Linked DNA regions of Homo sapiens: region 2 is linked to region 1. The links are chromatin contacts, found by Hi-C or POLR2A ChIA-PET in ENCODE. All regions are on one chromosome and are shown on one strand. The core of a region is the stretch at or near the end of the contact, and the rest is flanking DNA. Distances in the headings are between cores, read along the strand shown. Region 1 holds the start of RABEPK (Rab9 effector protein with kelch motifs). Region 2 overlaps MAPKAP1 (MAPK associated protein 1).

Region 1 (5,385 bases), core at 1,663-4,162:
CCAATGTTAGTTGTTGAATAAAGGGTTGTTTGAACAAACAGCCAAGAAACAGTGAAGCCAGTTTAATCCAAATCTAATTTCCTAAAAATCTTAAAAATGAGTCAGAGCTCGGGGGAAGACACAGCATTGGAGCTGAGGATGCCAGATGGTCAGTGCCTTACTCTTTCTGGTAAATGGATTTTAATAAAATTAACATCTGCTCTGTGATAATTACTGCCCCCCTATCTTTCCTCTGAAGACTTTCTCAGACAGTTTGAGTCTAATTACCAGAAACTGCAGACAGTTTCATCTCTACCCCTTTTTGTTGATGATCAAATATGTAAATAAACTACTTATAAATGAAACAAAAACTCATGCTTTTCTGTGTCTGGATCCTTCCTTACAGACCATGTTGCTTTCCTGGGCTTGTCTCCAGGTTCCAAGACTGGCAGTTGCTTCATGGTGTCCTATGCATAAGAAAGAAAGGCACTTTTTAGACACTTATGATTATCATCTTAATCAATTCAACCTCCTTTTTAAACCTTTCCTGTTGAATGTACTAATTTCTAGGCCTGATTGATTTGAATAAGAATCACCAACTTTTCATCTTTATTTTTATTATTTATTTATTTATTTATTTATTTGAGATGGAGTTTAGCTCTCGTTGCCCAGGCTGGAGTGCAATGGCAAGATCTCAGCTCATGGCAACCTCTGCCTCCCAGGTTCAAACGATTCTCCTCCCTCAGCCTCCCGAGTAGCTTGGATTACAGGCATGTGCCACTACGCCCAGCTAATTTTTCTATTTTTAGTAGAGATGGAGTTTCACCATGTTGGTCAGGCTGGTCTCGAACTCCTGACCTCAGCTGATCCACCCGCCTCAGCCTCCCAAAGTGCTGGGATTACAGGTGTGAGCCACCGTGCCTGGCCTATGTATTTATCTTTATTATTATTTTTAGATAGAGTCTCACTCTGTTGCACAGGTTGGAGTGCAGTGGTGCAATCTCCACTCACTGCAACCTTCCCCTCCCAGGTTTAAATGATTCTCCTTTCTCAGCCTCCTGAGTAGCTGAGATTACAGGTGCCCACCCACGCCCAGCTCATTTTTCTAGCTTTTCTAGTAGAGACGGGGTTTTACCACACTGGCCAGGCTGGTCACTAACTCCTGACCTCAGGTGATTTGCCCGCCTCAGCCTCCCAAAGTGCTGGGATTACAGGCATGAGCCACCGTGCCTGGCTTTATTTTTTATTTTTATTTTTTCTGAGATGGAGTCTCACTCTGTCACCCAGGCTGGAGTGCAGTGGCAGGATCTCAGCTCACTGCAACCTCTGCCTCCCGGGTTCAAGCTATTCTCCTGCCTCAGCCTCCAGAGTAAGCTGGGACTACAGGCAAGTGCCACCACACCTGGCTAATTTTTTTTGTATTTTTCGTAGGGATGGGGTTTCACTATGTTCGCCAGGCTGGTCTTGAACTTGGCTCGCCTCGGCCTCCCAAAGTGCTGGGATTACAGGCGTGAGCCACTGAGCCCGGCCATTTATTTATTTTTTAATTAAAAATAGAAACGGGGCTGGGAGCAGTGGCTCACGCCTGTAATCCCAGCACTTTGGGAGGCCGAGGCAGGCGGATCATGAGGTCAGATCGATACCATCCTGGCCAACATGGTGAAACCCTGTCTTTACTAAAAATACAAAAAAAATTAGCTGGGCGTTGTGGCCCACGCCTGTAGTCCCAGCTACTCAGGAGGCTGAGGCGTGAGAATTGCTTGAACCCAAGAGGCGGAGGTTGCAGTGAGCCGAAATTGCGCCACTTGCACTCCAGCCTGGCGACAGAGCAAGACTCCTCCTCAAAAAAAGAAAAAAAAATAGAAATGGAGGTTTCGCTTTGTTGTCCAGGCTGGTCTCGAACTCCTAGCCTCAGGCAATTCTTCCACCTCAGCCTCCTAAAAAGCTGGGATTACAGGTGTGAGCCACTGCTCTCCGCTCAAAGGACAAAATATTTAAAGAAGCTGAGAAATACTGAGCTCTGGGATAAATCTTGGCCTCAACATAGCATAGAAAGTAAGGCCTTCTGCTGTTGAGCTTTTTTCCCGTGAACTCACCTCCACAATCTCTTGCATTATTGGTTTTTTTGCTGTTCTTGTAATATGGCAGGCCTTTTCATAATTTTGCAGCCTGTTCTGCTTCCCCTATTTGGAATGTCGCTTCCCTTCTGGGAAATTTGCAAACTCCTAGTTAACCTTCAAAGCCCAGTTCAAAAGTCCCTTCCCTGGTGAAACCTTCCCTGATTTGCCCTTTTCTCTTCCACCCACATCCAAGTTACTTCCTTCTTCCACCCACTGGGCTCTGAAGGTATTAGCCATCACCATTGCAGGAATCATTTGGAATGTTTATCTATTTAAGGCTTCTAGACTAGATTCTAGATTAAATTCCACTAGACTAAGTTCCTAGAGGGCTGGGCCTGTCAGATCCATTCCGAGAACCTACCAATGGACCTGGCATGGAGTAGAAGTGGGGGAGTGGCTAGTGAATGAAGAAAGAAAATAGATTGAGAGATGAATGGATAAATCTCACCTGCGGCCTAGGCCACTGACAGCTGTCCCCAAAGTCCAGAGCTCAGTTAGGCTGGCTTCACGTGGGCGGGACCTCCCGCAGCAGCCGCCGCTACCAGCCCAGCAAATCTCATCCCCACGTGGCAGTTCTAGGGGATAGGAGACGGGGTCGGGAAAGAACAGGCTGATTCGGTCAAAGTGGCCGGGACGGAGCCAGGGAAGGCCCTTCCCCGTTCTTTGCACCCGGCTTGGGCCCACTCCCCTAAAAGATTCAGACTCCCTGCCCGAGACCGTGATAGACCCGGTATCCGGGGACCCTCGCCCCTACCCTCCAGCCCCGGACTGCAATACCTGCGGCGACTTAGGCCAGTCGCGAGCCGTGACTCCACCCCGGAGGGGCGGGGCTTAGGTCCGGGCCCTCCTCCCAGGACCCGGAAGAGCGTCCGGGCCAACCGCTCCCTCTTCCCTGCTCCGCCCCGAGGGCCCGGCGCTGACTTCCTGGGCTGGCGGTGGAGGGGTCCCCCAGACCGGGAGTGGACGCCAGGCTCTGCATTTCTCGGGAACCAAGTGGGGTGGGCCTTCCCTGGGTCCCTCCCTCCCGGACGGGATAAATAAGCCGGGGCTACTTGGAAACGATTTGCGCAATGCCGGGTTCGGGCGTCCGTTTGGGGAACTCAGATGCCTGCGGCAGCTGATCTACTCTGTAAGGGGCTAACAGGGCTGGGCGCCACCACACTCCAGCTTGGGCAACAGCGCAAAAACTCCCTCTCAAAAAAATAAATAAATAAAAGGGGGGGAGGGTATAACAGTTACATTTCCAGTTACAACGATTGTTTTTTTTTTTTTTTTTTGAGACGGAGTCTCGCTCTGTCGCCCAGGCGGGACTGCGGACTGCAGTGGCGCAATCTCGGCTCACTGCAAGCTCCGCTTCCCGGGTTCACGCCATTCTCCTGCCTCAGCCTCCCGAGTAGCTGGGACTACAGGCGCCCGCCACCGCGCCCGGCTAATTTTTTTTGTATTTTTAGTAGAGACGGGGTTTCACCTTGTTAGCCAGGATGGTCTCGATCTCCTGACCTCATGATCCACCCGCCTCGGCCTCCCAAAGTGCTGGGATTACAGGCGTGAGCCACCGCGCCCGGCCACAACGATTGTTAACAGTTTCTAAAGGGGAGAGTTGAGCATGCAATCCTCCTGCGCAGTCTTCGGGCCAGCTCAAGATTTGGTGCTTTAAACAGCTGATTCATTCCATAATTGCCATTTGTAATTATGGCAGGTGCTATGCTGAGCCAGACACCACCACGCTTTGCCTCCAGGAGCAAGTCTTAACTAGAGAGAGATCAAAGAAAAAGACAACTAGGGACGACTGCCAAGAGTGCAATAAATATAAAGTTCAGCCAGGAGAGTATCTGTTCTGAAGTTACTTTCCTCCAGGCCTCAGGGTTGTCTGTTTGTAACCATGGAGCTAATAAGATTTCTATCATAGGCTGGGCGCGGTGGCTCACGCCTATAAGTCCAGCACTTTGGGAGGCCGAGGCGGGCGGATCACGAGGTCAGGAGTTCGAGACCAGCCTGGCCTACATGGTGAACGCCCCCGCCCCCCCCCCCAACTAAAAACACAAAAATTAGCTAGGCGTGGTGGTGGGCGCCTGTAATCCCTGCTACTCAGGAGGCTGAGGCAGGAAAATTGCTTGAATCTGGGAGGCGGAGGTTGCAGTGAGCCGAGATAGTGCCACTGCACTCCAGCCTGGGTGACAGAGCCAGACTCCGTCTCAAGAAAAAAAAAAAAAAAAGAGAGATGTATGTAGTAGTTGTGGTGGGGAATACATGACATAATGTAAATAAAAGTGCTCAGCACCCAGCAGCTGGCACAGAGTTCTCTGTCAAGGGTAAAGCTATTCCTGACTATAAATGAACAATGTCTCTAGACATATTCAGAATCTACATTATCTTTGTTTTAGTTCATAACCATAGGTTCTCTGTGTCTTTCCTGAAAATAGAGAGGTGGCTTGCTCTCTTATGTCTGTTTCAAAGAACTCCAGTCTCTGAAACTGTCGCTGTGTCCTAGAAAATAGAGAAAACAGCTCAGGTTAGAAACAGGAGCTCCTGGAGTATAGAGCTATGGTAGCTTAGTGGGAAGAGATCAAACATACTTGGGTTAAAATCCAAGCTCCAGGCTGGGTGTGGTGGCTCATGCCTGTAATCCCAGCACTATGGGAGGCCAAGGAGGGCAGATCACGAGGTCAGGAGTTCAAGACCAGCCTGGCCAACATAGTGAAACCCCATCTCTACTAAAAATACAAAAATTAGCCAGGCACGGTGATGCGCACCTATAGTCCCAGCTACTCGGGAGGCTGAGGCAGGAGAATTGCTTGAATCGGGAGGCAGAGGTTGTGGTGAGCCAAGATCATGCCACTGCACTCCAGCTTGGGCAACAGAGCAAGACTCTGTCTAAAAAAAAATCAGCCAGGCGTTTGCCTGTAATCCCAGCTACTCAGGAGGCTGAGGCAGAAGAATCACTTGAACCCAGGAGGTGGAGGTTGCAGTGAGCCGAGATCGTGCCACTGCACTCCAGCCGGGGCAACAGAGCAAGACTCTGTCAAAAAAAAAAAATCCAGGGTCCAGCACTAACCATCTAACTCTGACATTTGGCAAGTTACCCACTCTGAACCCTAGTTCCTCATCTATAGAATGATGATAGTATTACCTGCTGTGCAGACAGAACTGTTCAGAGGATGTGCTAATACAGGTGAAAGGCCAGGTTGGTGAAAGGAATATTTTAGCTACTTGAAACCATAACCAAAATTTATTGACAAAATGGAATTCAAGGTCTGCGGCTCTTTCAAACATATGGAGTCTTTGT
Region 2 (5,385 bases), core at 2,011-4,510, 310 kb before region 1:
AAGTCCTCCATGTCAGTTGCTGATGCTGTTATTATAGTCCAGGAATGAAGCAATATTTGACTTGTTTTCAAAAAGGGCAAGTTGATGATTTTGTCAAATTTGTGTAGCAATATAACTGACATTTATTAAGTACTTATGTGCTAGGCATTGTGTTACACATAATCTGTGGAATTACTCCATGAAGGTTTAGATCCACTAACTTGCCCAGAGTCGCATAACTTGTAAAAGAGCCAGGATTTCAATCCAAGTCTTTTTGACTCCAGAACCCACACTCCAACTGCCACACATCTGCCTTCTAGGATTAGATGCTCACAGCAGCAATAGAGATTGTAAAACATTGGGTAGTTCTGTCTCACACCAAACATCTCCTCCTTTGGCTGATGAAGATTGTGAGCTGATAATATTGAGAGCCTGTGGCCTTGGAACTCCAAGGCCAGGCAAGAAAAAAAGCATTTTCTTTCCCTAATCATAAGTAGAGTAGCCCTTTCTTCTGCTTATCCTTATTTAGGCTCTGTTACTCTTAAGGGGATGAATGGCTGCCGCTTCTATGTGTCTGGTGTCCTTAACATGCTCTAAAAATTAGGCCTCTTCCAGTCTTTGTCTTTAATTTCTGGTTTTAGCTGACACCTTCATTAATGGTCTAGTGCAAGCTTTCTGTCGACTTGAAGACTGCTGTGTGAAAGTGGTTTTGCTGTCCTATCAATAATGGTCATAATTTCCCCAATACTCTCATCAGCAGTGAATTGAGTCTTGCAGCAAAGAAATGGAAACCCCAGTGCAGTGGTTTGAAAGTGATTTGTCTTGTAGACGGCGTCTTCTTTCAGTAAAATCAGGTCAGTGCGGCACTGCTGGGTCAGATGTAAGTCTGAGACAAATTAGTTGGAGGAAATTGATCATTTGAACCTTAGGTTATTTTTAGCTACAGTAGCTTTTTAATATCTTTTTTCTTTATATTTGTTTTAATAAACTTTAATCATCATCATCATTCGCCAAATTAAATGTCTTCTCAGTTTCAGCCAAGCCTTAGATAGAGGAAAGAGTGCCATCTACTCAGCCCACAGAAGCGGCCTTCCCTTCACAGTTTTGGGGCTTGCTTCCATGATGGCACTGTTGTTGTTTAAACACTGAAGCCCACTCCTCCTCATCTTCTGGCCGGCCCCCTTGCTGGGCTTTGTTTATTGCACCGACTGGCCCCTTGACCAGTCTGTTCTTCATTGCTATTGAAAGTTAATGGGGGCAAAATTGCATTCCCAAACATTTGAACCTGAAGTGGCCAGGGCCGAACTTAGTTGATCTCTGGTGATCGGTTCAATTTAGTTACGATTTTTTGCCATTAGGCTGGGGCTGAATGATGGTGATTTGGTTGAGGCCAAATGTCTGAAGAAAATTGGCTCTCTGATAAGAGTGCTGTTATCAGAGGGGGCTACCTTCTCATTTACATTTAGATGAGTATTGATTATTTATTTACTCAGAGAAGTGAGATTCGTTTCCAATCTTATCTTTCTCGTCTCTGCTTGTCAGCAGAAAGAGAGATAGAGCTCCTGACATCAAGCCAAGATAACAGCACTTTGTAGCAAAGATAAAAGTTGGAATGGGCCTTTTTCTAGTGTTGACTGAAAGGATAAGTTTTAAAAATTAGAACTGATGGGTCATGCTTTCAAAACCTTTCCTGAAGGTTTTGCAGTTTAACTAGGCAGGAGAATTGGTTTATTGGAACAGCCTTGGTCTTTCTTCTTTTGTAATAGGAATTGTATTTAATTTGATTATATTCAGCTGTTTCACAGAGAGCAAATGGTGTATTGGCTCAGAAGAGGCTAAAGTGTGACCTTATTGTCATGTCAGCTTGTTCCTTTTTTATTATTTAAATTCCAAACTATCCAATCTGAGCCTCAGAGGGGGTATAAGCTACAGCGGTTGTCACTTGAATATAGTTCAGTGCTTATATTAAGATCAAGCAGAAAATGATTATAGTTGCCTCTGGAGGAAGAGTTATAAGCGATGGAGCTGACACTAAATGCAGACATTTTAGCATAGCTGATGTTGGGTCCGAGCTCTGATACGGACGGCATCAGCGTAGTGGCTTTGGCTCAGTGAGGAACGCAGATTCAGTCAGCCCCTGCCATAGAGTAGTCAAGGCTTGGCACGATCCTCCTGGAATGGGTCTTCCTGCCATAAGTCTCCAGCCCATTGTCAGCAGTGCCACCAGAAGAATCTCACCAAAATATAAAGCTGATTGTGTCACTTTCCTGCTCTGTTAGCACCTGTTGCATATGAGAGAAAATCCAAATCTTGACCAACAATCTGGGCCAAGCTTCTCAGCCTCAGCTCCTCCTTGAACAAGCTTGCTTTTAAGCTATAGGCAGCATTTAAGATTAGAGACTTGCTCGGCAGCCAGGATTCACAGTTCCTCAGTCTCTCAGGTCCTACAAATATTGACTAAAAATGACAAGTAAATGTCAGAACCCACAGAACAAACCATGATCGCACAGATATCAAAGGACATGTGATGCTACACTACCATCCAAACATCCATCTAATGAATATTTTTTGAGCATCAACAATGCACCAAGCACAGAGATTACTCATCCCTGCCTCGAGGCTGGGGGAGGCAGCGAGGCAGCTTGAGCTGGTAAATTATAGAAGAGCCCAATGAGTGTTCCTACCAAGGTAGGAACAAGGCGCTGTGTGGGAGCACAGAGAAGGGGACAGGTAGCTCCACCCTCCCCTTCCCTGAGGTGGAAACATCTGAACCAGGTTGTCTTGAAGCAGGACTCAGAGCTAGGTGAAGAAGAGGGAAGAGGGAATGGCACGTGCAGAAGCCAGGAGGCACTGAGGAACCCACGTGGACCATGGAAGGTCATTGTGGAAGAAGCCAAGGCTGTGTGGGGTGGACATGTGAGCTCAGACCCAGCGTCACGTGTCCTTTGATATCTGTGCTGCCGTGGTTTGTTCTGTGGGTTCTGACATTTACTCGTCATTTTTAGACTATATTTGTAGGACCTGAGAGACTAGGGAACTGTAGGAATCCTGGCTGCTGAGCAAGTCTCTAATCTTAAATGCCGTCTGCAGCTTAAAAGCAAGCTTGTTTAAATAGATATGCACCCTGCACCCCTACTTTGGACACACGAGGGAAAGAGCACAGACTTTCGCTTTGATGCCAGCATTCCCTGCCCCGGTGTGCCCTCCCTGGTAAGGCTGTGAGCCTGTTGTGACTCATAGGCTAGGGATCTACCTAAACCTTATTGCAGTGGTTTCTGTTTCAGTCTGTATTTGCAATAATAGCAGCTCTCATTGACCGAGCACTTTGCTAAGGGAAGTCCTGCATTGTCTCATTTAATCCTCACAGCAACCTTCTGAGGGAAGCTCTGTTATCCCTATTTTACAGATGAGTTTAAATTCCTTCCCAAGGATGCATAGCTGGCAGCGTTACTCCCTCTCATGGCACAAACACCAGGGATGTTCTGCTCAAGTCTAGCCTTTCCTCTTACTGCTCACACTTAGCTTTTTTCTGGCTACCAGAAGCTCTTTCAGATTAAAGCAGCTCTTTAAATTGGTGAATGGAAAACAGTTGACATGAAGACATAACCATGAAAGTGTTCAGCTTTTGACTGTCATTTTTCCTTGCACAGGTGATTCTCAAACTTGTTCTTATGGTCAGCAATGATGATGATAGGTTAATTCACTTATATCCTACCTTGATCCCAAAAATATTTGGAATTATTATAATAGATTTTAAAATACACAAACCACTGAGTGCAGTGGTGTGTACCTGTGGTCCCAGCTCCTCAGGAGGCTGATATGGGAGGGTTGCTTGAGTCCAGGATTTCTGGGCTACAGCCTAGATCAGCGCTATGCTGATCAGATGTCCACACTAAGTTCAGCATCAGTATGGTGAGCTCCCGGGAGTGGGTAACCACCAGGTTGCCTAAGGAGGGGTAAACCGGCCCATGTTGGAAACGTGCAGGTCAAAACGCCTGTGCTGATCGGTAATGGGATCGCACCTGTGAACAGCCACTGCACTCCAGCCTGGGCAATATAGCGAGACCCCACCTCTTAAAAAAATATACATACGAGGCTGGGCACAGTGGCTCACGCCTGTAATCCTAGCACTTTGGGAGGCCGAGACAGGTGGATCACAAGGTCAGGAGATCGAGACCATCCTGGCTAACATGGTGAAACCCCGTCTCTACTAAAAAATACAAAAAAATTAGCCGGGCATGGTGGCGGGCGCCTGTAGTCCCAGCTACTTGGGAGGCTGAGGCAGGAGAATAGCGTGAACCCGGGAGGCGGAGCTTGCAGTGAGCCGAGATTGCGCCACTGCACTCCAACCTGGGCGACAGAGCAAGACTCCATCTCAAAAGAAACAAAAAAAAAATATGTATACATACGAACCAATAAACTACGTGAGAGGAAAAGAAACATAAAGATTAAACGACAAGTTTACGAGTCCCCAGGAGGAGGAGCTGGCAGAGAAATGCATGTCCAGGTCATCATAGTCACACGAACATTTAGTGCTGAGCTTCCTGATGGGCAAAGGAGAAAGGGACATGATAGGAGCTAGTTACAAGATTTATGTTAAACTTTCTAAAGATACAAAAGCAAGCCCTTTGCTCCAGGGAAGTACAGCTTTTCCTGATACCAGGATCTGAAAGAAGTTTCTCCCACGGGTCTCTAGAAAGAAGACACAGAGCAATGGAGGCGACAGTGTGTCTTCCCTCTCTTCGGACTTTGGCAGGCACTTGCTTTCCATTGGATTTCAGCTTTCAGCTAGCTAGCAGCTGTTAAAGAATTGCATGCTAAAACCTTTTATGTTTCAGTTAGGGGTTAAAGGGATCGAGGAAGCTGCTCTGAGCATGTAGCCACCAACCAACAGATTCTGCAGATTTTCTTTGAAACTTATGTGCTGAGATGTTTGCCTCGGGTTTACAAAATCCCATAAAAATCCTGCCTGGGTATTATAACTTGGAACCCTCCCAAAGTGCCCAAAGCAATATTTTGTTCCTAGGCCATTCGGTGACATGGTATTACTGCAATAAATACATCATTGGAATGCCCAAGCAGGTTTTCCCGTCGCTGCAGAGTAACTGCTTCCCAGAATCTTCCTTTTGTGTTCCTCTCTGCTGTGAAATGGAGGGTATGCGGCTTCATGCGCAGCTGTGACTTTTTAAATCCTCTTTCCAAAGTGTGGATGTTGCCTTGAGAACCTTGTCCTGTTCAGTGTGAAAGAGCCCTTTATATTTTATATAATCATTTCTTTGGCAAAAAGTATATTCATAGAAATTGACCTCACAGTTTGTCTTTTTGAAATGGCTTTTGGATGCTATTTTTATTTTCCTCCCATGTCAGCCTCCTAAAAATTAAACAAGTATTTGATGGAGACTGTAC

Evidence for each region. Hi-C counts contacts between places; a loop is a spot of excess contacts on that map. ChIA-PET counts read pairs that join two places held with the same protein, here RNA polymerase II (POLR2A). Pooled maps may share reads with other maps.
Region 2: a loop to region 1 is called in a pooled map, with 2.8 times the contacts of the local background. The contact joins the enhancer-like site here to the promoter of RABEPK in region 1. A Hi-C loop is called at or near these places in 1 of 50 pooled maps. POLR2A ChIA-PET finds 5 or more read pairs at or near these places in 3 of 52 experiments (Caco-2, Panc1 and activated naive CD8-positive, alpha-beta T cell).

The regions. Positions count from the first base shown.
Region 1 is chr9:125,198,069-125,203,453 of GRCh38, reverse strand. RABEPK (Rab9 effector protein with kelch motifs) reads right to left here and starts at 2,912. Exons shown (of 8, transcript NM_005833.4): 1 at 2,548-2,912; 2 at 388-446. The coding sequence starts at 440. LOC105376271 (a long non-coding RNA gene) reads left to right here and starts at 3,058. Exons shown (of 2, transcript NR_135145.1): 1 at 3,058-3,228; 2 at 3,799-3,921. RefSeq lists a silencer at 2,985-3,034.
Region 2 is chr9:125,511,571-125,516,955 of GRCh38, reverse strand. The region is part of intron 7 of MAPKAP1 (MAPK associated protein 1); the gene reads left to right. It also overlaps the pseudogene RN7SL30P. Among named protein-coding and RNA genes, the nearest start is that of MAPKAP1, 190 kb to the left of the region's middle. Within about 2 kb of position 3,260, at least 19 of the 41 ENCODE cell types and tissues checked have a DNase peak (open chromatin) inside an H3K27ac peak, as active enhancers do.